Regions from separate parts of the Homo sapiens genome. Here region 2 is linked to region 1. A link is a loop called in an ENCODE intact Hi-C map of the cell type or tissue named here. Cell type or tissue: heart left ventricle. All regions are shown on one strand. Links, peaks and the distances in the headings refer to the core of each region. The heading gives the core; the rest is flanking DNA. Region 1 has its middle 7.8 kb from the start of LINC02322. Region 2 has its middle 41 kb from the start of DHRS7.

What was found. A loop is a pair of places that touch in the nucleus more often than their neighbours do. Peaks named below come from ENCODE experiments on the same cell type or tissue, not always from the same donor. Only the 100,000 strongest peaks of a DNase experiment are listed, where the experiment ranks them.
Region 2: it touches region 1 in a loop (2.1-fold over the local background); 18 of 110 quality-filtered maps call a loop at or near these places.

Annotation. Positions count from the first base shown.
Region 1 is chr14:60,309,215-60,321,613 of GRCh38, reverse strand. No RefSeq gene overlaps it. Among named protein-coding and RNA genes, the nearest start is that of LINC02322, 7.8 kb to the left of the region's middle. RefSeq lists enhancers at 2,423-2,967, 4,402-5,281, 5,282-6,161 and a silencer at 5,569-5,863. In heart left ventricle, for the core only: no CTCF peak of the experiment used is centred there; no DNase peak of the experiment used is centred there; H3K27me3 peaks cover 1,693 bases.
Region 2 is chr14:60,199,833-60,212,231 of GRCh38, reverse strand. No RefSeq gene overlaps it. Among named protein-coding and RNA genes, the nearest start is that of DHRS7, 41 kb to the right of the region's middle. RefSeq lists an enhancer at 4,510-4,579. In heart left ventricle, for the core only: no CTCF peak of the experiment used is centred there; no DNase peak of the experiment used is centred there; H3K27ac peaks cover 589 bases.

The DNA.
Region 1 (12,399 bases), core at 2,123-10,122:
ATACATGTCAGAGATCCCAGCTGGCCCAAGGACATCAGCAGAGATAGAACCAGCATCCAAATGCCTACAAGAACAGAGGATGTCACATGTCCCAGAAGCTAAACCCTTAATGCCAGGGCAATTCTTGGAGCCCGTATTTCACCCTCAGAACTTAGATTACCTTAGAGAGAAGGAAATAGAAGACAGGATCATTCACTAAGTGGTTTCCAAAAAGTGTTGAGTGAGCTGCTTGGAGGGTTTATATCTATCTTACTGTTAACTGTGTGTTTTAAATATCCCTTAGAAGTTCTGCCCCAATGAAGTGTCATCAGCATTAAGACTATAATACTGGTGTCTGAGACAGCACTGTCCAGTAGAACTTTCAGCTATAATGGAAATGTTTTGTATTAGTCTGTTCCCGCATTGCTCTAAAGAAATACCTGAGACTGGGTGATTTATAAAGAAAAGAGGTTTAATTGGCTCATGGTTCTGCAGGCTGTATAGGAAACATAGTGGCTTCTGCTTCTGGGAGACCTTGGGAAACTTACAATCATGGCAGAAAGCAAAGGGGAAGTGGGCACGTCTTACATGGCTGGAGAAGTGGAAGGGGAGCTGCTATACACTTTTAAGTGATCAGATCTAATGAGAATTCACTCACTATCAGAAGAACAGCACCAAGGGGGAAATCTGCCCCCATAATCCAATCACCTCCCACCAGGCCCTACCTCCAACACTGAGGATTACAATTCAACATGAGATTTGGGCAGGGACACCGATCCAAATGATATCATTCTGCCCCAGCCCCTCCCAAATCTCATGTCATTCTCACATTGCAAAATACAATCATCCCTTCCCGACAGTCCCCAAAGTCTTAACTCATTCTAGCATTAACTAAAATTTCCAAAGTCCAAAGTCTCACCTAAGACAAGGCTAGCCCTTCTGCCTATGAGCCTATAAAATCAAAAACAAGTTAGTTACTTCCAGAATACAATGGGGTATAGGTATTGGGTAAATACTCCCATTCAAAAAGGGAGAAATTGGCCAAAACAAGGCCCCATGCAAGTATAAAACCCAGCAGGGCAGTCATTAAACCTTAAAGCAACAAAATAATCTCCTTTGACTCCATGTCCCATATCCAGGACACACTGGTACAGGGGGTGGGCTCCCAAAGCTTTGGGCTTTGCAGGGTTCAGCCCCCATGGCTGCTCTCACAGGCTGGTGTTGACTGCCAGAGACTTTTTAGGCTGAGGGTGCAAGTTGTCAGTGGCTCTATCATTGTGGGGTCTGGAGGAGGGTGGCCCTCTTCTCAAAGTTCCACTAGGCAGTGCCCTCAGTGGAGACTCTGTGTGGGGGCATGAACCCCACATTTCCCCTCCACACTGCCCTAGTTGAGGTTCTCCATGAGGACTCCACCCCTGCAGCAGGCTTCTATCTGGACATCAAGGCTTTCCCATACATCCTCTGAAATCTAGGTGGAGGCTCTCAAGCCTCAACTCTTGCATTCTGTGCACCTGCAGGGTTAACACCATGTGGAAGCCACCAAGGCTTATGGCTTGCACCCTCTGAAGCAGTGGCCTGAGCTGTACCTGGGCCCCTTTTAGCCATGGCTACAGCTGAAGTGGCTGGGATGCAGGGAGCAGTGTACTGAGGCTGTGCAGAGCAGCAGAGTCCTGGTTGTGGCCAGGGCTTGTGATGGGAGAGGCTGTTGAGAAGTTATTTGAAATGCCTTCAAGGCCTTTCCCCCATAGTCTTGGCTATCATCACTTGGATCCTCATTACTTACACAAATTTCTGCAGCCTGCTTGAATTCTTCCCCTGAAAATGGGCTTTTCTTTTCTACCACATGGCTGGGCTGCAAATTTTTTTTTTAAACTTTTAGGCTCTGTTTCATCTTTAAATATAAGTTCCAGTTTTAGGTCATTTATTTCCTCACACATATGACAGCATAGGCTGTTAAAAGCAGCAAGGCTACATCTTGAATGCTTTGCTGGTTAGACATTTCTTTAGCCAGGTACCCTAAATCACGACTCACAAGTCCAAAGTTCCACAGATCCTTAGGCCAGGGGCACAATGCCTCCAAGTTCTTTGCTAATGCATAACAAAAGTGATCTTTACTGTAGTTCCCAATAAGTTCTTCATCTGCATCTGAAGCCTCCTCAGCCTGGGCTTCATTGTCCATATCACTACCAGCATTTCAGTCATAACAATTCAACAAGTCTCTAGGAATTTCCAAACTTTTCATCATCTTCCTGTCTTCTTCTGAGCCCTCCACACTCTTCCAATCTCTGCCCACTCCCCAGTTCCAAAATCCCTTCTGCATTTTTGGGTATCTTTATAGCAGTACCCCACTCTCAGTACCAATTTTCTGCATTAGTCTGTTCTTGCATCACTATAAAGAAATACCTGAGACTGGGTAATTTATAAAGATAAGAGGTTTAATTGGCTCATGCTCCTGCAGGCTCTACAGGAAGCATAGCAGCTTCTGCTTCTGGGAAGCCTCAGGAAGCTTACAATCATGGCAGAAAGTGGAGGGGAAGCAGGCACGTCTTAACATGGCCAGACAAGTAGGGGGGCCAGGGAGGTGCTACACAGTTTTAAACAACCAGATCTCATGAGAACTTACTCATTGTCAGGAGAAGCAAGAGGGAAATTAGCACCAAGAGGGAAATCTGCTCCGAGATCCAATCACCTCCCACCAGGTCCCACCTCCAACACTGGGGATTACAAGGGATCAACATGAGATTTGGGCTAGGACACAGATCCAAACCATACCATGTCTATATCTGCACTGTTCAGTATGAGAGCTGCAAGCCACATGTGGCTACTGAGCACCTGAAGTACAAGTAGTGCAACTGAGGAATTAAACTTTATTTTTTTTGAGACAGAGTCTCGCTCTGTTGCCCAGGCTGGAGTGCAGTAGCACAATCTCGGCTCACTGCAAGCTCTGCCTCCCAGGTTCACGCCATTCTCCTGCATCAGCCTCCCAAGTAGCTGGGGCTACAGGCGCCCGCCACCACAACTGGCTAATTTTTGTATTTTTAGTAGAGACAGGGTTTCACCTTGTTAGCCAGGATGATCTCGATTTCCTGACCTCGTGATCTGTCCGCCTTGGCCTCCCAAAGTGCTGGGATTACAGGCATGAGCCACCGTGCCCGGCCTAAACTTCTAATTTTATCTGATGTTCATTCATTTTAATTATAATTTAAATAGCCACAGTGCAGTCCTGAGAGATCAGATTATTTTCCAAGTACAAAATATACTAATTTCACTTCAAAATTAAAAGGAGTAACTGAAGAAGTCTAGTTTAAGGGATAGTGGACATCATGACTTCTGTTTTCTAGTGCCCTCAGTTATTGTCTCTGGAGTAAATTCTTGGAGTGTTCTGGTATGTTTTCAGACATAATACAGATCAGAGGACCCAACTGAAGAAGCAAAACACAGATTGACTTGAGGATGCCTCAAGAGCTTTTATTTTGATCATCACAGTTCATCTGGTGCTGTTATGGGAAGATGGACAAAGAGATCTTTGAGATCAGGAAAAACACAGATCAAAAAAAGAAAACCAAGGTAAGGAGCAGAAGGTGGGAGTGCAAGACTGGGGTGGGATAGAGGGAGATTAAAAGTACTTGCTCTATAACATCCTTCCGTTTCCTAGTCCTCTCAAATCCCCTCTGAGCCAGTCTCCCACACCCAGCTGTATTTGGCCTGCCTTCATCCCTTCTTTCCTCCCTCATTCAAGCCTATAATTACGGACACCAGGTGCATTGCTTCCACTCTTCTCTTGTGACTTTATCATTCACCAAGCTGTGAATGGTAATTTGCCAACCTCCATCGAAGTTTCTTTTTAAAAGCAGGATATGCTTGGTGTAATGTTACATCACTAAGAAGCCTGAGACAATAGAAAAGGAAATGGAATTTACCTAAGGAACAAAAGTGTCTGCAGCTCACTTCTCTGCAGCCCTAGATTACAGTGTAGAATTGGTTGCAGGGCTCTGGGGGAACAGAGGCCGTGCCCAGAACAGGGAAGGGGCTTCCTGCAGAAGCAGCCCATGGGGTAGGTGTTTAGTAGCCATAAGTGGGGCTTATATATTATATGCCAAATAGAGATTAGGGTAAGGAAGCAAAAGACTGTAATTCATCCATTCAACAGATTGTAACTGGGGACCATGGAGTGGTTAAGGCAGACTTTCTGGGTTCAAATCCTGCCTTAACCAGTTAGTGATGGCACACCCTTGGGCAGGTCATGCACCTTCTCTGAGCCTCAGTTTTTCATCTAAGTAATGCTGATGACAATGATGATGCCTACATCATGGTGTTATTTTGAAGATTTAAATGAGATGCTACACGGGAAGCACTTAGTGTGGTACCTAGCATGGGGTAAACACAGAGTGCCAGCCATGTGGTAGTATTAGTTTTATTTCCTTTGCTTAGCCCTATGCAAAGTGGCTGTGGGAGAGAGTAGCCACGTTCTTCTGGGCATATTCCTCTAAGCCTGTTATGTTCTAAGTCTTGAAAAGAATGATGCACCTGAGGCTGGTTTTACATGTCTCTTGTGTCTACGGGCCTCCATGCAAGTCTCTAGCCTTCAGAACATGCACTGAAAAAGACTGCTTCCTCCTTTCTCATCCTTACCAAGCTCAGGAAACCTACTGGCCTGAATTGAGAGGTTAGAAGGGCCCCTCCGGTGAATTAAAAGGGACGAAAAGGGAGTCATTAGTAAATAACTTTCATCTTGGATGACAGAGAGATGAACAAATTACGTGGTGACTCTAACACAGGGAGCCCTAAGCTCTGTGTGTTCAGGTGGGCACAGAAGTCAGCCAGAGCAGCAACAAATCCCAAGTTCCCCTGGCAGGGGAGGGTGTCCTGTCCTTTTGAGGTCAATGCATTTTCTAAGCAGCCAAGTCTGGAGTATTTAGCAACCCTGTTTTAGAAATCAAGTTTCCCTGCCACCCCTCCCCACCAGCTCTTCTGTGGCCTCCACTGGCTTTGAAGATTTGGTGGGAATGCTAGTTCCCTGGCCATGTTCCTTTCTCTCTCAGAGAAGGGGCTCAAGCCAAGAATTAGGAATAAAGTGGAGTGGCAATGTGGGGCCCCTGGGAAGGAGAGGGGCCGTGAAGGAGGATCAGATGCCTTCCCTCAGATAAGGAGTATGATGCTCAGCCACAAGCCCCTTCCCTGACCAGCCTCTGCAGTGGCTGAAAACAGCACCCCTCCTCCATTAACAAAATAAACAATCAGCCATGGTTTGCAAGTTAGAAGTTAAACCAAATTTAGTCACAAGGATACAATTCATATTCACATCCTTTGAAGTGAACTCTCCTGGCCAGTAGGAAGCAATTCCTGAGGACGGCCACCTCTGTCTAGCTCCTGCCTCCATCAGGGCTCTAAGCAGCATTGCTGGTGGGCCTGGTGGGCTGGTGGGCTGGCTTCTGTGCTCCTTAAAGGCTGAGAACCTGCCTGGATATATTTCAAAGGTGATTTTTCAAAAGTCATGGTGATCTTTTTTGCAGTGAAAAGATTAACTGGCCAATTGGACGTTGAGACCCAAATGAACTTTAGGAGCAGTGTCTGGTGTGCTGCATGAAATATTCCTTGCTATTCATTCAACTTGACTCACACGTATCTGGGGGGAATCACAATGTCTAAGAACAGAGGGTCACCCTGCCTGCAAAGCAGTGGGCGGGGGCCTCAACATGAGCCCCCCTGCTGCTCACAGTAATCACAAGGCCAGCTCTATAGGGGCTGGGGACAAAGAAAACAAAGCCATTTGCTGTTCAGGAAAAAGCTCAAGCAACCACTGTGGTTTATGGCTTTGAAGAAGTTGAAGGTGCCAGAAAGAAGCCAGCAAGAGTTCATCTGAATCCACAAATCCCAAGACTGCCATGTGAATCGGGCCCTGTTAAAGTATGGTGCCAGCTGGTTTTGCTGACACACCAAAGGACTGAGGGCACTGGAGATGTGAAACCACTCAAAGCTTCCCCAAGTTCTTGTTCCCAGGAAGAGAGGAGGAGTCCCACGTTGCGCTTCCCAAGGCTGCTCAGGGCAGCCTTCGGGGAATAGTTAAGAACTGTTTGGAATGACAGCAGCCCCTCTGGACCTTTCCCCTGCCTTGCTCTCCCTAACTTTACAAAAGCATTTGAATCACTACAGACTGGCTGTGCCATTTGCCAACGCTTCTTGATTCAGCATAACTGGGTGGGACTCAAGAATATGCCTGGGAGGCTCTGGGATGGGGGTTTATCTTCTGTCTCCATAGTAACAACTATCACTTACTGCGCACTCACTGTGTAACAGGCCCTGAGTTAAGCAATTGACCTGCATGTTTAACTCAGGTGGGAACTAACATTCCACATCTGCTTGCTCTGCCATTCTTCCACCCTGCCGTTCATTCTCTGGCTTGTCTCCTAGCTGTACAGCATCTATCACCATTCCTCAATGACATGACAGAAATCAAGTCTTTCCCATATCTTTATCTCCTAAAAAGATTAGCTCAGGGACTCGTGTGTACTGTTGAAAATGTTAAGTAAAATCTTCCACTTTTGTACTGGATGTGGGATACCGAGCACCTGCCACACTCACAGCCTCTTTTGGTGGCCTGGATGGATGATCTTGCTTTATCCCACATGACCTTGCTGCCCTATGTCACAGGTTGGCACCTGAGTCTAAGGTAGCCGTCTCACTGGCTGGCCCAACAAGCACACTTGCTAATGGATGTTGACTAGCCAGCTGATCAGATCTCATCTCTTGGGGAATTTGGTTAAAGATCCATGGAGGGAATCCATCAGTTGGTGGCAGCAAAATAGTAGAATTAAGTCACAAACACAGTGGAATCTTGAAAGTGAGCAGCAACAGATGCCCACGTGTAAGAGACTAGGCTGTTATATCCTTGAATGATATAACCCCAAGGCTTTCTTTGTCTAGCTAAAATTACATACAATATTCAGAAACACATTTATTCTTCTAACCATCATCCGAATGTATAAGTACTGTAAAATAGTTTGAGAACAAAACCAAAATGAAAAACAGCCAAACTGCTAGTTCTTAGTTGAGCCCATTGTTTTGAAATTCAGGATAAGACCAAGCACTCTCCATGGCCTGAATCCTCCTTCTCCCCAACCCCTCTTCCTTATCTACCTCCATCCTCCATGGTCCCCATTGCTGAGTGTGGAATGGGATCTCTGATGACTATATCTTTTTATTTTTATTCTTATTGTTTCTTAAGACAGGGTCATGCTTTGTCACCCAGGCTGGAGTGCGGTGGCACAATCATAGCTCACTATAACCTTGACTTCCTGGGCTCAAGTGATCCTCCTGCCTTAGCCTCCTGAATAGCTGTGGCTACAGGTGTGCATCACCATGCCTGGCTAATTTTTTAAATTATCATTTTTGTAGAGATGGGGATCACTATGTTGCCTAGGCTGGCCTCAAACTCTTGGCCTCAAGTGATCCTCCCACCTTGGTCTCCCAGAGTGCTGGGATTACAGGCATGAGCCACTGTGCCTGGCCCACAATGTCTAGACTGTAATCCCCTGTTTTGTTTTCTAGATGGGCTGTTGGCTGAGAAATCAAGGTCTTTTTGGAGAAGTTGTATCTCTAGTTGCTTGGAGAGGAGCATGTGGTCTGTCTACTACTATGCAGTGCCAAACGATAGATACGTTCCAATATGTAAGTATTTTTTTTTTACTCCTACTAATTTTTTTCCAAAATATCTTTTTCTATTCTCACTATAGTTTACTTATCCCAAGTTAATGGGAAGTTGAGTATACTCAGTGAATCCACATATATTCATATATAGCTATGTAAGATGGAAACGTGTTTACCTGACAGGCATTGTCAACAAATGTGACATGACAATGAACAATAATGACTATATTCTAAAAAATAAGTCTTAGGTTCAGCTTATAACATGAACAGCCTGTATAAAATTTTCCTTTTCCAAATCATTGCAGATTTGAGGACATCCATCCAGGGTGCAGTTAGAAAAAATAAAATGTCATTGAGCTTCTAAAATTATATGTTTATATAAATGTTGCCTGGAAGACACAGTGGTTCCTAAAAGTTTCTGATCACAGATTGGTGCCTTCTGGAGGGCAGCCTTCAGAAATCCCTGGTGGTCCCAGGTGGGCTAGGACTTAAAGGTGTGGTGTTGTTGAGAAACAAGGGACTTTTGATGCCACTCGGGATGGAGTATCAGGGACCAGATTAACTCTTCCACATGAAGCAACTAAGGAAACACACAAATTCTATGAAACACAGGTTTTCAAGACATTGCACAATCAGGCAGCGAGGCACAGGGATGCCTTTGAGAAAGGAAGTGTAAGCCTGATGAGCGCTTTGCTTTCCTGCCTGGGGAGATGTTCCAGGCGACAACGGCACAGCGGGAGGGAAACAGATAAAGCCTAGTGGTTTGTTGAACAGAGAGACTTGTGGGTCCAGGGAAGGCAAGGCCACTCAAGTTCTCAAAACAGAGTCCCTGAGAAAGCTGAAGAGGGAAAGAGCTGTGGAAATCTGCAGAGGTTCCTCCAAGTCTTCAGCTGAGTTCCGATCAGTATCACAGGAAACTACTTAAGCCTGGGATAGAACCACCCAATGCCGGGTAATGATGGAAACATGCTTCAAGTGACTTCGGTTTAACTGGGGGAATTTAAACAGTATCACTCTCTATTTGGTGAGGAAAGAAGACCAGTTAATGATAAAACTCTCTTTTGCACTGGCTGCTAGAAAGACTGAAGCCAAACGAAGCTCGCGTGACATGCATTTTCTATTCCACCCTTATTTCAGGCTTAATCTTACTTTTGCTATCCTTGCTTCCCTTAATTCTAGTCCTCTCTCTTAACAAAATTACTAGATTGTATATATTTGAAAAGTACTTTCTAGAATAAGGTGTAAACAAAGAGTAAAATCAGGACTCGTTTTAGGAAGAGAAATTCCAGTTTTGACTTTGGAAAAGCCAATGAGATAAAGATTAGGAATGGAAATTTGTCTAAACCTCTCAGAATTGATGAAAAATAGTAAAAATCTACAAGATGTAAAAAATAGGATAAAATGCCTACCAGGAGAGGAAGATTAATGTTCTCTCGGAGATAAAATGCTTTCAGTAGTACATTACCAACATCCGCGCTATTCTCCAGGGCTCATTGCCCAGACTCAAAGCCAAAGACAGAGTGGGGTAGACGGAGACAGGAAATTAGGATGGGTGAAGCTCAGAGATGGAGTAGGAGTCAGAATGGGAAGGCAGTGATAAACATTATTAGTGATAAACAAAATTATCTGGAATGAGGACCAACATCAGGTTGAGGTTCAGGATAGGGGAAGCCCGGGATGAGTGAAAATATGTTAGGCACATTTGTTAATTTTCAAAAAGCTAAAAGTGGGCAGGGCATGGTGGCTCACATCTGTAATTCCAGCACTTTGGGAGGCTGAGGCTGAGGCAGGGGGATCACTCGGGCTCAGGAGTTTGACATCAGCCTAGGCAACATTGACCCCATCTCTACAAAAAATAACAAAAATTAGCCAGCGGTGGTGGCACATGCCTGTAGTGCTAGCTACCTGGGAGACTGAGGTGGGAGGATCATTTGAGCCCAGGAGGTCGAGGCTGCAGTGGGCAGAGACCATGCCACTGCACTCCAGCCTGGTTGACACAGCAAGACCTTGTCTCGAAAAACAAAACAAAATAAAAAACCCAAAAATCTAAACTTTGGAGAGAAAAGGGAAAGCCCTTCTTTATAGTAGAATATGGAAAGAATGGAGTCAGAAAATAAACTGATGCTAAAACTGGTGGGTAAGAGTTTAATGAAGAAGGCTATTTACACAGTCTTGAATAATCTCCCCATTAATTACATGTTAATTGTAAAGAGAAAAACATTGACTTCACAGTGGAGAGAACCGGTAGGCATCACCTTAACTGAGGGAGCAAAGATAACATCACCAGTAATGGGACAAATAGATAACATGTGCCTCCCGATGTAATGTATTAAGGATGTGACGTCAGTTCTATTGGGTTCCTGCCAATGCTGCATAATCTGAAACTAATCAGAGAAAGCACTAGACAAACCCCAACTGAGAGATATGCTCAGACTAACTGGCTTCTGTGCCTCAAAAATGTTAAATGTAATAAAGACAAAGGCAGGCTGAGGAACTGTTCCAGAGTAAGGAAGCCATAGAGATATTACAACAGAATACATTTGCATAATCCCAGATTGAACCGTGGAGTGGAAAAAAATAGCTACAATAAACATTTTGAGGCAATTGATGAAATTTGAACAGATTATGGATAAGGTAACAGTATTTTATCAATGTAATATTTACTGGTTGTGGTAATTACACTGTGATTTTTATGTAAGAAAACACCTTTGTTCTCAGGAAATATAAATGAAGTATTTAGGGATAAAGAAGCATAATGTTTCCAACTTCTCCAATGGTTCAGAAAATTGTACGTGTGTGTGTATGTGTGTGTGTGTGTGTGAGAGAGAGAGAGAGTATGGGAGAAAAATTTTTAAAATGAGGCAAAATTTAAAAAATTGGTAAATCTAGGCAAATGGTATTGGGAATTCACTGTACTATTCTTTCACCTTTTTTGGAGGGAGGTATAAGAAAACATTACCCAAGTTAAGTTGAATTTTTTTTGGGGGGGGGGCACAAAATAATTGTAAAAATAAGAGAGTTTAGTGTCAAGATGGCAACACCAAAGCTCATGTGCCTTTTAGGAATCTCCAGAGCCCTATCTCTTGACCAAGCTGTTTTCAGTTTCCTTGAGGAAAACTACATGCGCTATACTGAGTTAATGATTTGTGTGTTCTGCTATGCCAGTGACGCTTTTACAGAGAGAAACAGAGGCAAGAAGGGGTGAATGAACTTCGGTAGAGGTACAACAGAAGGCTTTGCGGGGCCCCAAGATTCAATAGAGCTGAAGAATTAAGATCAGAGACACAGCCTTATCTACCTGACTTGGATGTTTTTATACAAGTCATTTACCAAGAACCCCCTCCCCAGAACACCTAGCTTTGAGTGGGGCCTAGGTTAAGAGAAAGATAACTTTGCTAGCTGGTCTCAGAACTCAGCAGAACTAATGGGTTTGGAGTATCTGAGATCTGCAGGGGTTTGCAGCAAAACCAAGGCCTCTTTGACAAGCATCTGCTCTCATGTTACAGCATAAAGATGAGCTAATGCTCTTGGATTCACTGGCTTTAACACACATCCAACAGCCAGAAGCATCTAGCCTTACAGAAAAGTTGATTGGCTTATTGAAGACCAGTCCCAGGAGCACCTGTGAGGTAGTGAGGTAGGAGGTAGTAATTGACTCAGGAGGTGGGACTCGGACACAAGGCCAAATTGAGAACAAGCTAAAACAGGGACAGGGCAAAAGCAGCTTTCCATAAGACACACCCACCAGCATGTCATATCAGTTACCATTGCCATGGCAACATCGACATTACTGCCCTGTTTCATGGCAACAACCTGATGACCCAGAAGTTACCACACCTTTTCTAGAAATTTATGCATAATCTGCCCCTTAATTTGCATATAATTAAAAGTGGGTATAAATAGAACTGCCTTTGAACTGCTACTCTGGGCACACTGTCTATGGGGTAGCCCTGCTTCATAAGGAGCAGTGCCTCTGCTGCTGTACACTGCATTGCTATCTAACACCAGCTCACCCTTGAATTATTTCTTGGGTGAAGACCCAATTTTACGGCTTACCTGGCCTGCATCAGAAGTACCTTAAGAATATAGGATGCTATCTTGCAGGATTCTATTTGTGTTCTGAACCAGTGACTGAATATAGTGCTCTTTTTTCCAAAGAAGGATATGAGGGTCTAGAACTGTGCTGTCCAATATGGTAGCCACTAGCCACATGTACCTATTTGAAAACTAAAAGTTAAAAATACAGCTCCTCACATTAGCTACACTTTTAAGTGCTCAGTAGCCACATGTGGCTAATGGTTACCATATTGGATAGTATTACAGAAATTTCTGTTGGACAGTATTGGTCTAGAATCAAAGTGGTTGATCACTTGTAAAAATTTTGCTTTCCATTCTCATGACTGCTGGTTTAGAAGCTTTAGTAATCAAAAGAGGAATGCTTACACCAAGGTAAATATATCATAGTCCCACTAGGTTGGAAGTTGACACTGCCACCTATTTGGAGCACCTTCTTCCAGTGTGCAAAATGAAAGGCTGGGGTGGGGGTGTGTGTTATTATTGGCTGATGTATTAGTCAGTAAAGACTTAATTGTGCTTTGACAAGTGCCTCCCAACTTTCAGTGGTTAACAAAGGTTTATTTTTCATTCACACTATTTGTCAATCATGAATCAATAGGTGCAGCTCTGCCCATGTACTCTTCTTTCTGGGACCCAGGACAATGGAATATAGAGCAGTGCCAAGCTCATGGCAGAACCATATGATTAAAGCTGCCT
Region 2 (12,399 bases), core at 2,509-10,508, 110 kb after region 1:
ATTTAAAAATATGTGAGGAGTTGCCTAACTTTCAAAATTCTTCTCTGCTATCAATAGTTAGAAAAATCCCTTGATTTAGGCCAAATGCAGTGGCTCATGTCTGTCATCCCAACACTTTGGGAGGCTCAGGCGGGCAGATCACCTGCACTCGGGAGTTCGAGACCAGCCTGAGCAACATGGGAAACCCTATGTATACAAAAAATACAAACAATAAGCCAGGCCTGGCGACACATGCCTGTGATCCCAGCTACTCAGGAGGCTGAGGTGGAAACATTGCTTGAGCCCAGAAGGTCGAGGCTGCAGTGAGCCAAGATCACGTCATTGCACTCCAGCCTGGGTGACAGAGTGAGACCCTGTCATACACACACACACACACACACACACACACGCACACATACACACACACACACACTCCCTTGATTAAGTACATCAGAGCTTTAATGTACAATGCACCACAGTAAGATTTAAGAAGGGAGAAATGTATGAATTTCTTCTGTAAGGTGGAAAAGGGTAATTGTGAAAAGGAAGATAAGAACCAAAAACTGGCAGGTGCATTTTCAGGTGGATAGGTTTATAAAAATGTACAAAATTGTTTTAAATTTTGCAAAAGGTAGTTGAGTATCTCTGCCCATATTCCCTTGGAAAGTCTTTGTGTTCCACTGGGAGTTCACATAACACAGGTTAAAAACTGCTGGTTTAGCCCAAACTTCATTCTGCATCACTCAAATAAAATTAGGATTCTGTAAACAAAGACAATTCTACAATATCTGCAATAGGTAGTCTTCTGAGAGTGAGTCAGAGAAACAGCAGTGGCAGAGAATGGGAGCTCAAGCTTTCTAGAGAACAAAGGTAAGATTGCTGGGCTATGTAGACCACCTGCTGATATCTATAATTAAGATTTTATTGTGATACAAATCTGGATTGGTTTTGTGATTTTTACGGCCACGCTCAGCTGCTTAGGCATTGACACAGGGGAGGACTGGGGGTTCTGTAGGCAGATGCTATGAAAGGAGAAAAAGCCAATTAAGCCTAGCATATTTGCGATAGGATGATTGTAATGATGGGCTCAGGAATCTAAGCTGGTGTGGGAGAAGGGAAGGCAAAAGGGCATGATGGCAAAAATGTGGAAAGGATCATAGATCAAAAAGCCTGACCCAGGCACAGTGGCTCATGCCTGTAATCCTATCACTTTGGGAGGCTGAGGCAGGAAGATCATTTGAGCTCAGGAGTTTAAAACCAGCTTGAGAATTATAGCAATACCTCCATCTCTACCCCCCAAAAAAAAAAAAAAAAAAAATTAGCTAGGCATGATGGCATGCACCTGTTGCTTGTGAGGCTGAGTGGGGAGGATAGCTGGAGCCCAGGAGTTCGAGATTGCAGATTGCAGTGAGCCATGATGACATTACTGCACTCTACCCTGGGCAACAAAGTGAGACCCTCTCTCAAAAAAAGAAAAAAAAATCTAATGAAGCTAAGCAGGAAAGCTGGAAGGAAGAGATAATGGATGACTGATATGGTTTGGCTGTGTCCACACCCAAATTTCATCTTGAATTGTAGCTCCCATAATTCCCACATGTTGTGGGAGGGACCCTGTGGGAGATCATTGAATCATGGGGGTGGTTTCCCCCACACTGTTCTCCTGGTAGTGAATAACTCTTACAAGATCTCATGATTTTATAAGGGATTTACCCTTTCGCTTGGCTCTCATTATTCTCTCTTGCCTGCTGCCATGTGAGACGTGACTGCTCCTCTTTGCCTTCCACTGTGATTGTGAGGCCTCCCCAGCCTTGTGGAACTGTGAGTCCATTAAACTTCTTTTTCTTCATAAATTACCCAGTCTCGGGTATGTCTTTATCAGCAGCATGAAGACAGACTATTACAATGACAAATGGGATGTTCGAATTTATGATTTGTTTTAAAAATGTCTGTTCATGCCCTTTGCCTGCCTTTTAATGGAATTATTTGTATTTTTTGTTGTTGAGTTGTTTGAGTTCCTTGTAAATTCTGGATGTTAGTCCCCTGTCAGATGCATAGTTTTCAAATATTTTCTCCCATTCTGCAAGTTGTCTGTTCACTTTGTTGATTATTTCTTTTGCTGTGCAGAAGAAACTTAAACTTTTTAGTGTAAGTCCCATCTGCCTATTTTTGTTTTTGTTGCCTGTGCTTTTGAGGTCTTAGTCATGAATTCTTTGACTAGACTAATGTCCAGAAGAGTTTCCTGTAGTTATTCTTCTAATATTATTAAAGTTTCAGGTCTTACATTTAAGTTTTTAACCTATCTTGAGCTGATTTTTTTTTATTTGGTGAGAGATGGGGGTCCAATTTCATTCTTCTACATACTGGAATCCAATTTTACCAGCACCATTTAGTGAAAAGGATGTTCTTTTCCCAGTGTACATTCTTGCCACCATTATCTTCAGTGAAACAAGTAAGACACAGAATAATAAATATCACCTGCTCTCACTCATATGTGGGAGCTAAATAATGTTTACACATGGACTTAGAGTGTGGAATGATAGACAGTGGAGACTCAGAAGAGAAACGCAGTGGGAGGAAGATGAATAATGAGAAATTCCCTAATGGGTACAATTTATGTGAATTGGGTGATGGATACCTAAAGGCCCTGACTTCACCACTATGCAATCTATGCATGTAACAATATTGCACTTGTGGTCCATAAATTTAACAAAAAAATGCCTTTGGGTTGTAATGTGATGAATTTTTGGGGGTGAAAAGCACAAGGGGGTGACCATGGCCATGGGTAGCTGTGCAGGAATGGAGATCATCAGGAATTAGGAGGGTAGGTAACTGAGATGCAAGGCTAATGGATGAAATTCAAGGGTAATAGCAGGAGCCATGTAGAGAAGATGGCTGTCAGTCAGGCTCTTCAGTGAATTTGAGTAGGAAGCAAAAGGGAGATCGGCAATTTGTTATTCCATGGTGGGTGGGGCGTGGTGTAGTCCATACAGTGCAAGCCTAAAAGGAGAAGAGGTTTTTATGAGAAAATGGAATGAGGAGGAATGTCTGAAAGTGGCTCTGGAGAACAACAAACAGAACAGTTCTACTTCTCAACCCTGAGGGGTATGGTGCTTATTAGATTTCAAAGCTCTTCGTGCTGAGAGAATACCACTTTCCTTTCTACACATGAAGTACACTGTGATTATAGCTCTCATGTGTGGGTGGGTATAACCCTGAAACTTTGCATACACAACACTGAGAAATACAATCAAACTGGAAAATATATTTTAAAATTTGTATTTTCCAAATATAGGGAAATGTATAGATTCTTGCTTTTAGAGACTACATGAAGAATTTCCCACATTTTTCAGTTTTCAGCTACCTCTTTGGTATCCTTATTTTCCCGAATTTAGGCCTTCTTACTCTATGGAAAGATATTGAGATACAATTTATTTGCTTCAAATTCTATCAACAGAGTAATTTTTGGTCCAGTGGCCTGTACTGCTATTTATTTTTCCACTGCTTTCTATACTTACATGAACACCTGGTAAGTGTCAGGCACTATGTTAGGCACAGATGCAGTAGTTAACAAGACCTATCCCCTCCCTTTAAGGAGCCTAATCTAATGGGGAAGATAATGTAGATTATCATTAGATACCTCATTCATTTATTTGTCCACTCTGGCATTGACTTATCCATTCATCCATCCATCCATCCATCCATCCATCCATCCATCCATCCTTCAGCAAACATTTATTAGGCACTCAACTTGGGCATAGCATTACCTTAGCAACCTTGACCACTGTGCATTTGTGGAGATCCATGACCCATAATTACGGGTCTGATCAGTAAAAATAAATCTGGAATTCCTTAAGGTAAAAAGCACATTTTACTAATACTTGCTATTGGATAAAGGGCATATGGATGGTCACAAAAAATACTCTAACAGTCAGTATAATGTGTCTAAAAGCTTGGACTTTGAAGTCAGATCAACTTGAATTCAAATTCTGGTTCTATCACTTTTTAGCTGTTTGCCTTCAGGCAAGTTTAATCTCCAGGCTCCTTAGTTTTCTCAACTGTAGAATGGAAATGATACTTATCTCATAGAAGTGTTGAAATTGAGCAAGATAATATCTATATAGCTTAGAAAATAAGTGCCTATTAAGTGACATGATGCCGTCAAAAAATTATTAAGGCAAATAGAAACAGACAAGACTATATGGCCACACTCCATCACCTCTTTCTTTTTTGGGTCAAATTTGGTAATAACCACTTTGAAAAGAAAGGACATGAAAACACACACACACACATACACGCAAGCACACACACACATGTGTGCACACACACAAGTGTGACACAAGAATCTGGACAGTGGAGAGCCCTGATAGCCCAAGGGTTCCATGTAACTTCTGTGACACGAGACCTTTTCCACTTTAGCAGGGAATGAGCTGTTCACAGCACCGGCGGTAAAATCCAGTTATCTAACAGAATTAGGTTTACGCTGGCAAGATGCTTTACCTGGGGCTGAGAAAGCCACTGGTTCAGATCCAGCAGTGTCAGAATTTTGCCACATTTCTATTGGTGGGGGCTTTGGCATAAACCATCAAGGCTCCCACCTGATAATGATAACAATGAGTGAGAGGTCATTAATTCTAGCAGGTTAACTAATACATTAACTTCTCCTAGAGAAGAGGGTTTCAACTTGCCTGCACCTTGGAATTGCTATGGAGCTGTTAAAAAGGAATGATTCCAGGTCCCACACCCAGAGATTCTGATTTAATTGGTGTGGGATTCTGTCTGAGCATGGGGATTTTTAAAAACTGCTCTAGTGATTCTAATGAGCAGCTAGGGTTGAGAAACCCTGCCCTAGAGCCTAAGGTCCCATTTCAAGTCATAGGGAAGTTCCCATCTATATTGCGTAAAGCCAATGGTTCCTATGCACACACGAATTCATTCTCTCTCTCTCTCACACACACACTCATACACATACACTCTAGCCACTTTCTAATCTTTGAAACCTCACTGAGAAACAAGAGTGATAAGGTGAGTAGATACTAAGACAGTTTTAATTAGAAAATAGTTGAAGGAAGAAATACTTCAGAGAGTTTGTAGGCAACAGAGAAGACATTCAAAGAAAGAAGTAATATAGGTCTCATTTGCCAATGGATTTCCAGCAACTGGGATGAGGGGAATGAAGGAAGGAAAGGGAAGAAGCAAGAGAAAAGAGAAACAGGGGAAGGGGAGAGAGAGAGAGAGAACAAGAACACAAAGATGCGCAGATTTGGAGCGTCAATGGGGGTTGGAGGAGGTTTAAGAAAGTCCCTGACAGGAATTCTGTGGAAAGTCCACAGAATATAAGCACAAGGTCAGCTGAGGAAGAGAAAAGACTCAGTCGATGCTGGGCACGTATTTTATTGAGTTCCCATCAGTTGAATTTGTGCTTTCTTCAGCAGCGACACCCCAACCTTGTCATGGATGACCATGACCCCAGTTTGGGAGATTTGAAAGACCCTCCTGCCCTGACTCGGCACATTTTCTATTTCTTTCTTTCTTTTTATTTCTTCTCCTATTGATCTTCCAATAGTCACTATGGCCCGATTCTCAGTGCAGCCTGCAGTCTACGAACTAAGTGTAATGTGTTCTAATCTGCTCGGACGTTGTGCTCTGCTCTTTGACTGGTGCCAATAGATCTGCCCTGATGTCATGCACGTGGTCTTGGTTGGGCTTCTTATAATCTCAGCTCTCATGTATTAATTCTGGCAGGGAACAATATGTGCTGAGGAAGAAAAATGCAGCCAAGTGGCCCCGGAAGAGATTACACCCAAACTTTGATCTTCATATATATTGTTTGGTTCAAAGGGTAGTCATTGGTCTCAGCAACTCCTTCCCAGGTACTCTCATGTGATCCTAGGTAATCAAGCCTAAAACGGTACACTTTTCTCCCTGACTCATTTTTACCAGAACAATCATAATGAAAATGTAATTATATGACAGAACACCGAGGACATAGAACTTCACTCCTTTGTTGAGGTAGTCTTTTCACATAGAATTTTCATTTGCCAGTAGCTTGATGTCTGCTACTCCTAGAAAGATTTCTTTAAGATCTAAAGATTACACGATGCCCCAAATTTGAGAACCTTTGAGCTCCCTATTGACCCGTGTTCTACCAATTGTGAAGTGGAACAAAGAACAAAGGACAAATTTAAGAGGTTTCTACAAAAGAGCTGGATACCAGCAAAAGACATGAAAAAAGATATAAACAAACTGTAGAAATAGGAAAATGTATAGTAAAATTTTATACATGTGTCATTTAGTTCCTCTTCCCTTAGGAAATTATGATACATTGGGAACAATTAATACAAGGATGATATATAATAAAAAATTATCATGACCTAAATGTTTATCAGCTTGGTTTGTTGAATAAATTATGGTACATACATATAATGGAATACTATGGACAGTAATAGATGAGATGGAATGCTACAGTTATTGTATATGTTAAGTTAAAATGCCAATTGCAGAACAGTGTGATCCAATTTGAAAAAAAATCTGGAAGAGACACACTACAATGTGGTAGGGTGACAGAATTTCTCTTCTTTGTGTCATTGATTTTTTTTTTTAGAGTAAGCATTCACTGCTTCTATAATCAGCAAAAACACTGAAACTTTTCCACCCACACCCCCATAAAACAAAAAAAAAGAAAGTATTTGTATGAGCAAGTAAGAATTTACATAAAAGGTGATACTATTTCCCTCCTCCCCCCACCACACACACATCTTTTTCCCCTGGTACTGGAATTCAAAAGTCAGTATCACTGTGGCAATGACGAATAGGCAAAGGTTTGGTAGAGCCATGATGTTCCGAGATTTTTATTAAAGAAATTCACAAGCCTGATGAGTTGAAGAAAGCCTAAAAAGCTTTCTCCTTTTATGGTGTTGTGTGTATATGTTTGCATGCCCTTAGATGCAGCTTCTCATGCATCTTTTCCAATGACTCGTGGAGACTCTGGGTCAATGTCAAGAGGGCAGACTCTTTTCATATTCCCTCTCCCTTCCTGATCCCCAGAGGAAGGCCTTCTTTTAGAATCCTTGGCTGCGCCCAGCACCAGCGCTGGGAAAACTTCAAGTAGAGGAGGCTCTACCCACATTCCCTCCACAGGACCATCTTCCTCCTCTCAGCTTCCCCTCTCACCACTCTCTGTCACCTGAGATACCCAAGCTACTCCCCATAGCCTGTTTCTGTCAGCTGTGGTCCCTCACCACACATACCTCTCACAGCCTTTCAGCCTCCAGAATAACATTGCTTTCTATTCCTGGCTCCCTGTTGAACCATGACAACTCCTATCTTGTCAGGGCAATGTTCCTGATTAAGAGGAATTAAAATCTCAAAACAGGGCAAATAATCAATACTCTGACAAGTAGTACGTCACCAGGGCTAGTCACATCTCAGAAAGAGAGTTAACCTGAAGGAATGAATCTGTAATATTGTAATTTAGCCAGGGTTACAGACTAATAAGGACAATATTTTGGGTGGGTGTATGTGTCCGTGTGGGGGTGGAGGCAGGAAGCTAATTAGCAACACAACAAGGACTAGAACTTTTGTTTCCCTGTTGCTCAATCCAGGGCTCTTCTGGCAATAGTTTGCTGCCTTTTTTTTCTCCTTTATTGGAATTTAACACTTTAAGTAGTATTGTATAATTTGAAGAAAATTTCATCCTTCAATACTTTAAAGAGGAAAAGTATTACATTGCTATAGAATGTGTGTAAAACGCTGATTTGAACAGTGTTTGTAGTCATTTTGGCATATCAAACGATTATTAAATTACAGTATCTCCAGTTTAAAGCAAAGAATCAAGATAGTATTAACCCCTGCCATACTGTTTGAGAGGCAGTGAGCTCTGAAATCAGATTGCCTGGGTTGAGTGGGCAGGCAGTCTTATTTACATGCAACGGCTAGTTTAGCCACACGCCAGCTGTGTGACCTTGGGCAAATTAACCTTGCCTCTCCATGCTTGCGTTTCCTCTTTCATAAAACATGAGCAATAAAGGTATCGATCTTACAGGGTTGCTGCTAGCATTGAATGAGTTGATGCATATAAAACATTTAGAACAGAGCCTGGCACAAAGTAAACACCCGATAGATGTCCCTTGTGCAATTAGCAGTTGATGAAATGAAAGTATAGGTCACAGCTACATATATATTTTGTTGGATGCTCAAGTCAGCAAAAAATATGTTAAACATACCAGTGAGAATAGTCAGGAAAACTTAAAAAGAACAATGATAAAATGAAGACTTGCATTTCCAGGCATTACTATCTTTTATACCACCTATCAGTACAATCAGTGAAATAAAATGAGACTGTAGTAACAGTAAACAGAACAATGGAACAGAATAGAAACCTCTAAAAGCAACCCCAAACACACACATGAATTTAGTACTAGCAAGATTGACATTTGAAATTTGGGAAGAAAAATTGAGCCACCCAATAAATAGTAGTAAGACAAATGGTGAGACATTTGGAAAAGTCATCAAATCTGTTTTTTATAATTTATACCAAACTAAGTTACAGGCGGATAAAGGTTAAATGTAAAAACAAAATAAAAATATGAAAGGATGAAAAGTAAGGATAGAGTATAAAGATAACTATAATCAGCTATCAAGGAAAGGAAAGACTTCACTTAAAAATAAAGGAGAAGCCATAAAGAAACAGCTAAATAGACTTTAATATGTACAATTATTAAAATTCTGTATATTAAAAAATTAAAGAACGGGGGAAAAGTTGAATATGGGGTCAAGAGCATTACTTGATAAAGCTCATTTATAAATCAGTTAGAAAATATGATGCCCACTGAAACAGAGAAATGGGTAAAGGACATGAAAGGTAAATTCCCAAAAGATACTAAATGACCAAAATAAAATAAGAAATTTCAGTTAGATTAATATTTGAAGGAATGCAGTTCCCTTAAAATGAGATACTATATCTCTTTTAATGAATTTACAACTTTTAGTAAATTATAATCCCCAGTATTTGTGAGAGTTTGGGGAATGGATATTTTCAAGTACTGTTAATAGGAGTGTATTTTGCTACAACATTTCTTCAGAGTATTTTAGTGGTGTGTCAAAAGTCTTAAAAATGCTTATAGCCTTTGACTAGTAATTCCACTTCTTAAAATTTGTCAGAGGGAAATAATTGGGAATGTAGCCAAAGGCTTATCTTTAAAGATACTGAACATTTCTCATAGTAGGAAAAAACAGAACAAAACAAAGGATTGGATAAATAGATTGGATTTTCCATATGAAGGAATAATATACAGTCACTAAAAACAATGTGTTTGGCAGGGAGTGGTGGCTCATGCCTGTAATCCCTGCACTTTGGACTTTGGGGAGGCCAAAGCAGGAGGAGAGCTTTAGGCCAGGAGTTCAAGACCAACCTAGGCAACACAGTGAGACCCCCATCTCTACCAAAAAAAAAAAAAAAAAAAAGAAAGTCAGACATGGTGGTGCACACACGTAGTCTCAGATACTTGGGAGGCTGAGGCAGAAGGATTTCTTAAGCCCAGGAGTTTGATGCTAGAGTGAGCCGTGGTCATGCCAATGCACTCCAGCCTGGGTGGCAGTGCTAGACGCTGCCTCTAAAAAAAAAGTTTGTTTAATAACATGGAAAACTTAACAGAATATACGATGTTAAAAAAAAACTGGCTTATAAAACAGTTCAATACCAACATTTTAAAATATGAATTCTTAAAGGGATGAAAAAATATGTTTCAAAGTCTTAGCAGCTGCTTATTTCTAAGTGGTGAAATTGAGGATTATTTTGATTTTCTTCTTTTTCTCTTTTTTTTTTTTTTACAGAGGGCATGTATTATCATTTTAGTTAAAATTTTAATTGAGACAATTATAGATTTACATGTAATTGTAAAAAATAATAGAGAGATCTCTGTACCCATTATCTGGGTTCCCCCAATGGTTATATCTTGCAAAACTATACTATGATATCACAACCAAGATATTGGCATTGATACAATCTGTAGATCTTATTCAGATTTCCCAAGTTTTGCTTGTACTCATTTGCATATGGGTGTGTGTTTAGTTCTATACAATTTTATCACATCTGTAGGTTTGGTTATTCACCAGCATAAGCAAGATACGGAGCAGTTCCTTTACCATAAGAAAGATCTCTCCTGTTACCTTTATACCCTCACCTACATTCCACTTTTTTAAATTTTTAATTTTTATGGATACATATTAATAGAAGTTATATGTATTTATGGGGTACATGAGATATTTTGCAACAGGCATACAATGCATAATAATCACCTCAGGGTAAATGGAATATCCATCACCAAACACTTATCATTTCTTTGTGCTACAATCATTCTAATTATATCCTTTTAGTTATTTAAACATGTACAGTAAATTATTGTTGACTGTAATCACTCTGTTGTGTTATCAAATAGTAGCTCTTATTCATTCCATCTAACTATATTTTTATACTCATTAACCATCCTGACTTTCCCCACCGCCCACAATCGTTCCCAGCCTCTAGTAACCATCATTCTACTCTCTATCTCCATGGGTTCAGGTGTTTTAATTTTTAACTCCTACAAATGAGAGATAACATGTGAAGTTTGTCTTTCTGCGCCTGGCTTATTTCACTTAACATAATTACCTCCAGTTCCATCCATGTTGTTGCAAATGACAGGATCTCATTATTTTTTATGGCTGAATAGTACTCCATTGTGTATATGTACCATATTTTCTTTATCTGTACGCCTGTTATTGAACACTTAGATTGCTTCCAAATCTTGGCTATTGTGAATAGTGCTGCAATAGACATGGAAGTTTATTTCTTCAGACGTTTCTTCAATATACTGATTTCCTTTCTTGTGGATGTATACCTAGCAGTGGGATTGCTGAATCACATGGTAGTTCTGTGAGTTATTGAGGAAACACCGTACTGTTCTCCATAGTGGTTATACTAATTTACATTGCCACCAACAGTGTATGAGGGTTCCTTTTTCCCCACATCCTCCCCAGCATTCATTATTGCCTGTATTTTGGATAAAAGCCACCTTTTAACTGGGGCGAGATGATACCTCATTGTAGTTTTGATTTACATTTCTCTGATGATCAATAATGTTGAGCATTTTTCATATACCTGTTTGCCATTTGTATGCCTTCTTTTGAGAAATGTCTTTTCGAGCTTTTGCGTATTTTTATCACTTTTAGATTATTACAACATTTTTTCCTATTGAGGTGTTTGAACTCCTTACATAATCTGGGTATTAATCCTTTGCGAAATGAAGGGATAAATATTTGTTTGCAGATATTTCATCCCATTCTGTGGGTTGTCTCTTTGTTGATTGTTTTCTTTGCTATGCAAAAGCTTTTTAACTTGATGTGATCCCATTTGTCCATTTTTGCTTTGGTTGCCTGGGCTGGTGGGATATTACTCAAGAAATCTTTGCCAAGACCAATGTCCTGGAGAGTTTCCCTGAAATTCTCTTTTAGTAGTTTCATAGCTTGAGGTTTTAGATTTGTCTTTAATCCATTTTGATTTGATTTTTGTATATGACAAGAGACAGGAGTCTATTTTCCTTCTTCTGCATAAGGATATCCAGTTTCCCAGCACCATTTATTTATTTTTAGTAGAGGCAGGGTTTCACCATGTTGGCCAGGCTGGTCACAAACTCCTGACCTCAGGTGATCCTCCCGCCTTGGCCTCCCAAAGTGCTGGGATTACAGGCGTAAGCCACCATGCCCAGCCTAGATGATTTCTTACTGCTCATTAACATCCTCTTCTTTCAGATTGAAGAACTGTTAGCATTTCTTATAGGATAGGTCTAGTGTTCATGAAATCCCTCAGCTTTTGTTTGTCTCAGAAAGTCTTTATTTCTCCTTCATGTTCAAAGAATACTTTTACTGGATATACTATTCTAAAATAAAATATTTTTCCCTTGAGAACTTTAAATTTGTCATGCCATGCCATTCTCTCCTGGCCTGTAGGGTTCCCACTGAGAAGTCTGCTGTCACACATATTGGAGCTCCTTTGTATGTTATTGTTTCTTTTCTCTTGCTGTTTTTGGGATTCTTTCTTTATTGTTGGCTTTTGGGAGTTTGATTATTAAATGTCTTGAGGTAGTCTTATTTGGGTCAAATCTTCTTGGTGTTCTATAACATTATTGTACTTGAATATTGATATATTTCCCTAGGTTTGGAAAGTTCTCTGTTACTATCCTTTTGTATGGACTTTCTACCCCTTTCTCTCTCTCTACCTCCCCTTTCAAGCCAATAACTCTTAGATTTGCCCTTTTGAGGCTATTTTCTAGATCTCGTAAGCACGCTTCATTCTCTGTTATTCCTTTTTCTTTTGTCTCCTCTGACTGTGTATTTTGTTTCTTTTTTTTTTCCTTTAAACTTATTTTTGAGATGAGATCTTGC